2 separate regions of the Homo sapiens genome follow, and region 2 is linked to region 1. A link is a loop called in an ENCODE intact Hi-C map of the cell type or tissue named here. Cell type or tissue: GM12878. All regions are shown on one strand. Region 1 overlaps OTOGL (otogelin like). Region 2 has its middle 15 kb from the start of LINC01490.

Region 1 (2,500 bases):
ATATCCCTCTGTAACCCATTTTTCCTTCATAGATGCTGGGAGCTTTTGCTGCTTTTTAAACAATCCTTTTGAGAAATAATAAGGGTCATTAAGATGATTATGGCATTGTACTACTCAAAAAATTAATGTCATACTTTTCTGCCTTTCAGCATAATTTTCAAAGAGAAAAATACATAATTTAGGGTTTTGTTTTGCTCTTCATCTTGGGAAAAGTTATTTAGACTAAGGGATGTGAAAAGCTGATTGAAAGGCTTTTTATTGCCATTATATTTTATTGCTATTAATTAAAATGCCTCAATGTTAGTTTCATCCTTTATATTAAATCTGAAATGTCAAGAAATATTCTATCTTGTATGCTTTGTCTTACAATTTCATGCTATGCTCACAGTAATTTGTAACAATAGCAATACACCTAAAAGTCACATTTCTATACTTTCCATTTCTAATGTATTTCAAGTTAATATTAGGTTTAAAAATAATGCCACAGAGTTGTTAAGCAACATAGTAATAATGACAACAAAGCTGGAGGAAAAAGGTCAACATCAATGTGTCACCTGGGCTCCTCAAAACCCTTTATTCTCAGGTACTAAAAGCTTTAATACAGAATATGCCCCAAAATGACTCTGAAACAGAAACTGTCAGCACCTTTCAAGGAAGTATATAATTATACTTTACATGTCAGTCTCAGCACCTGTCATAGCCCCAGCCCCTTTTAAGGGTAATTATCCCACACAAAATCTCTGCTGATACCATAGCCTTAGGCAGCCATGGTTTCTGCCCCAAAGCAGTGCATTCATTTATGGGCAAAGGGACTTCAATGTTGCAGAAAAAACGAACTATATTCTAGTCAATTCTCTCTCAAATTTGAACCAGAAAATACTGATTTTTTTTAATGTTTTGCAGGAAGATCTGAGGGTGAATAAACATGTAAAGGATATAAGGAAGAGTAGGAGCTGACCAGGTAAAAAAAAAAAAGCTGAACATATGAGGAAGTAGAAATGATGACTGAACTGACGAAAAAGTAGAGAAAAGACAGAGAAAAGAAAGTTAGACATGCTAGCCTGAGTAGCAGAAAATAGAGCAGTCACACAGAGATTGTCCAAGTTACAAGAATGACATCAGGTCATCCATGACTCTGCTGCCTGGGGCCAAAACCACCCTTCAGTTGACACCTTCATAAGGTTCTTGTAAGAAGACATAAAAAGTTGGGAAAAAGAATGGTAAATATTGTAAAAGGTTACAAAAAGTTTATGAAGATCTTATCTTGTGATCAAACTAATTAAAATTGGATGTATTTCTTAAAATTAACTTTAGTGTTAATAATGCACAATGCAAAGGTAAAATTTGGTTTTCTCTTTTGAACAAGCTTTTTGTGTAATATTAAGAGATAGTAAAAGATTTTTATTTACCTTTTGAGTATACGGCAAGAAAAAAAGGGAAGAGAGAGACAGATTAAATTTACCTTTTTAGCTATCTTTATTAAGTTTTAAGATTATTTGGGAAACTGAGTCTCCTGTCTACCAAAGAGTAAAGGTTTTAGCTTTTTAAAATATTTGAATTATCACTTTGATTAAATGACTAATTTTGCAGTTACCTGTGACTCTTATTTTGCAATATCAAGTGTTTTAAGCCTTTGATATTTGATAACCTTTCCAAATTCTAAATTCAGTCTTTTGGCCTCAAACTAACTTTTTGGGTATTAGGGCTCCTGAAGTCCGAGACAGACATATTCATCTTCGTTGGTATGTTAAAATTACACCAGAATCATTGTCAAATATGAAATGGTGTTTAACTTTCTTTGAGTTATTTTTATATGAATGTGTCATTAATATATGTTCCAAAATTATATAAGATTCATATAGTTCTGGTATGTCTTAATCTATGTTATCAGGAATAATTATGACTATTACATTAAATTATTGTATGCCACAGAAATAATCAAATTTCCTTGTCTATTGTGTCTTTAACCGTGGCTAGTCTAAGACTTTTGTCATGCACAGACAATTATTGTTTTACTTTTATTCTTCTCAAAAAGCACTTTATAATCAGCTGCAGTCCACAACTTGCTTCCTTAAGGAAGTTTGTGGAAAGGACTCTGACAGGTGCTCTTGAAGGCAGGTTTCTGATTACTTTGGAGATTGTGCCATCAGACTAGAGAGAAAACTTCTGGGATTCTCACTGGAGGGCAGATGTGTTCATGAGGATTGCTGGCCCAATACTGGGCAGAACAAGAGTTAACTGCATGGGACTGAACTAACAGAAGGCTGAAATGTTTTCTTATGACTTGTTTGTTTGAAACATTGGGCTTCTTTACGTTTTGTTTTCTAAAGTCAAGAAAACATTTCTGCTGGGCGTAGTGGCTCATGCCTGTAATCTCAGCAATTTGGGAGGCCGAGGCAGGCTGATCTCCTGAGGTCAGGAATTCAAGACCAGCCTGACCAACATGGAGAAACCCCGTCTCTACTAAAAATACAAAATTAGCCAGGTGTGGTGGCGCATG
Region 2 (2,500 bases), 490 kb before region 1:
TTTTTTTCTTCCTTTAAGTTATAGTGATTACAAACACAAATTCAAGAACTATCCCACACAAACACAACGTAGTTCCAAAGAGTTTAATTGCTACCTGTTCCATAAATCTTTGCTTCCTGTGAGTTTTTGTTTATTAGCTGTATTTTTGTAGATAATAGGGTTGTAAGGGTGAGAGGCTGACTGTCTGCTACAAAGAAGGGACCCATAGAAGGTCTAGACCTGGATTTTTGTAACACAACAATCCAGCATCTAATCCTCAGCTTTGAAGATCCAGCTTTTCTGATTTTTTTCTGGGAAACCCAAAGAGACAGTCTCATTTAGCACTAGGTTTTTCAGAATAATTATTACTAGCACTCCATTTTGCTCTCAGAAGTGTCCCAATATAGATAATACATTATGTAGTCAACATATCTATAGGTGATATAGCACTGGAGAATCATTCATATTAACCTGCCTCAGTTCACAAGAAGCTTAGGATTCTTTTCTTTTTGCAATTAACCAAAACACAACTCACTTGAGCTTGAGAAGAAAAAAAAAAGAGAGAGAGAATCAATTACTTCCAAAACAGGACAGATCCAGGTCTCAGTATCTCAGTGTTGATAGAATTCTTACCTCTTCTTACCCTTCTGTCTTCCTCAGTGCTGCTTGTCTCTCCTCTTTTTGATCGTAGCTCTTGTTCTCTCCCACTGCAGTCATTTTCTCTCCTTTGGATGTTCCTCTCCTAGTCTCGATTCCATTCTTATAGCTCTTCATCTAAAAGAAAAACCAGACTCTTTCCCTCAGTGCCTATATCTTACAGGTAGTATCTGAATGACTTGGGTCTGGTGCTCACTTCTTAAGGAGATTATTATGGGAAATGGTAGCATGACTGGCCAGGTCTGGGATATATCCTTGTACCTCCTGGATGTCCACTTACTAGCTGTAGGAAAAGCAAGATGAGTAGGACACTAACACCTCTAATAGAAAACAAGTTAAAAAAAAAGCTAAAAAGGGACACAAATATCAAAATGGGGTTCAATTATAGGGGAGATAACACATCACTTGAGGAAATTAGAAAAATCTTCTTGGAAGAGATGCCAATTGAAATAGATGCTAAAAGTTGAGTGAGATTTGACAGTACGAAAGGAGTCTGAAATAGCACTGAGATAGACATTGACAAGAGGAAGATTGCTCTCCAAAATTTTGACTTAAAATAAGAATCATTTATTTTGTTACTCATCCTGAAAGTCACAGAATTAGGCTGAGCTCAGCCGGGCTGTTCTGGGTTTGACTGGCTGGGCCTCCCCATGTGCCTGTAATCAATTGAACATCAGCTAAGCAGCTCTGTTTCTGGGGTTGGCTGACTTCCAATTGAAGTGACTCAGCTTTTTTCCCCATGGTCTATTACCCTCAGTAGGCTAGTTTGGGCTTGTTCTCATAATAGAGGAAAAAATCTCAAGAGAGAGCAAAAGTCCACAAGACCTTCTGAGAGTTAGGCTCAGACAGGCAAAATGTAATTTCTATCACATTCTATTGGCCAAAACAAGTCACTAGCCCAGCCCAGAGTCAGCAACTGGGGGAAAAGTCTCTACCTCTTGATCATTGTAAAAGGCATTTATACACAGAGGAACAGAAAATTGGGCTGCTTTTGCAATCTACAACAGTGTTTTACCGAAATAAGATAATTAGAGAAGTATTTTGGGTAGACAAAGCTATACTTAACAGCTAACATTTATTGAGTTGTATTTTTTTTCTCTAATTTCATTTTTATCCTGACCTTTATCTTTTGTCAGAATACTTAACTTGCTAAAGTGTCTGACCCGTGTCCAATTGTTCTTCTCACAGGAAACTTATTTACACTGGCAAATGCCCTTGTGACTCTCACCAGACCTGTGAATAGTTTATTCCTACCAAGATAGCCACTCTGTAGGAGAGCCCTGACTGGAAAAGAAGTTAGGTTCGGGTATGTTGGTCGTGTGAGATGCAGAAGAGGCAGCACAACAAAACACATGGTATATTAATCCGTTTTCACACTGCTAATAAAGACATACCAGAGACTGGGTAACTTATACAGGGTAGATGTTTAATGGACTCACAGTTCCACATGGATGGGAGGCCTCACAATTATGATGGAAGGCAAGGAGGAACAAGTCACGCCTTACATGGATGACAGCAGGCAAAGAGAGAGCTTGTGCAGGGAAACTCCCCTTTTTAAAACCATCAGATCTCGTGAGACTTATTCACTATCACGAGAACAGCACAGGAAAGACCCACCCCCAAGATTCAATTACCTCCCACTGGGTCCCTCCCACAACATGTGGGAATTGTGGGAGCTACAATTCAAGATGAAATTTGGGTAGGGACACAGCCAAACTATATCACATGGAATAATAGAAGCAGTTTTATTACTCACATATACCCTAGAGAGAAGAGAGCAGCACATTTTTCAGGACCGACAGGAAGGAGGGAGTCCAGGACACACACTCAACTGTCAAGTGGGGAGCAAGAGAGATAGAGTAAG

Evidence for each region. Peaks named below come from ENCODE experiments on the same cell type or tissue, not always from the same donor. Only the 100,000 strongest peaks of a DNase experiment are listed, where the experiment ranks them.
Region 2: a loop joins it to region 1, with 4 times the contacts of the local background. A loop is called at or near these places in 1 of 110 quality-filtered maps.

The regions. Positions count from the first base shown.
Region 1 is chr12:80,292,133-80,294,632 of GRCh38, reverse strand. The region is part of intron 26 of OTOGL (otogelin like); the gene reads right to left. Among named protein-coding and RNA genes, the nearest start is that of PTPRQ, 150 kb to the left of the region's middle. In GM12878, no CTCF peak of the experiment used is centred here; DNase peaks (open chromatin) are centred at 622 and 982; H3K27ac peaks cover 1,496 bases.
Region 2 is chr12:80,777,158-80,779,657 of GRCh38, reverse strand. No RefSeq gene overlaps it. Among named protein-coding and RNA genes, the nearest start is that of LINC01490, 15 kb to the right of the region's middle. RefSeq lists enhancers at 1,264-1,493, 738-1,937. In GM12878, no CTCF peak of the experiment used is centred here; DNase peaks (open chromatin) are centred at 690, 1,367 and 1,918; H3K4me3 peaks cover 969 bases; H3K27ac peaks cover 2,500 bases.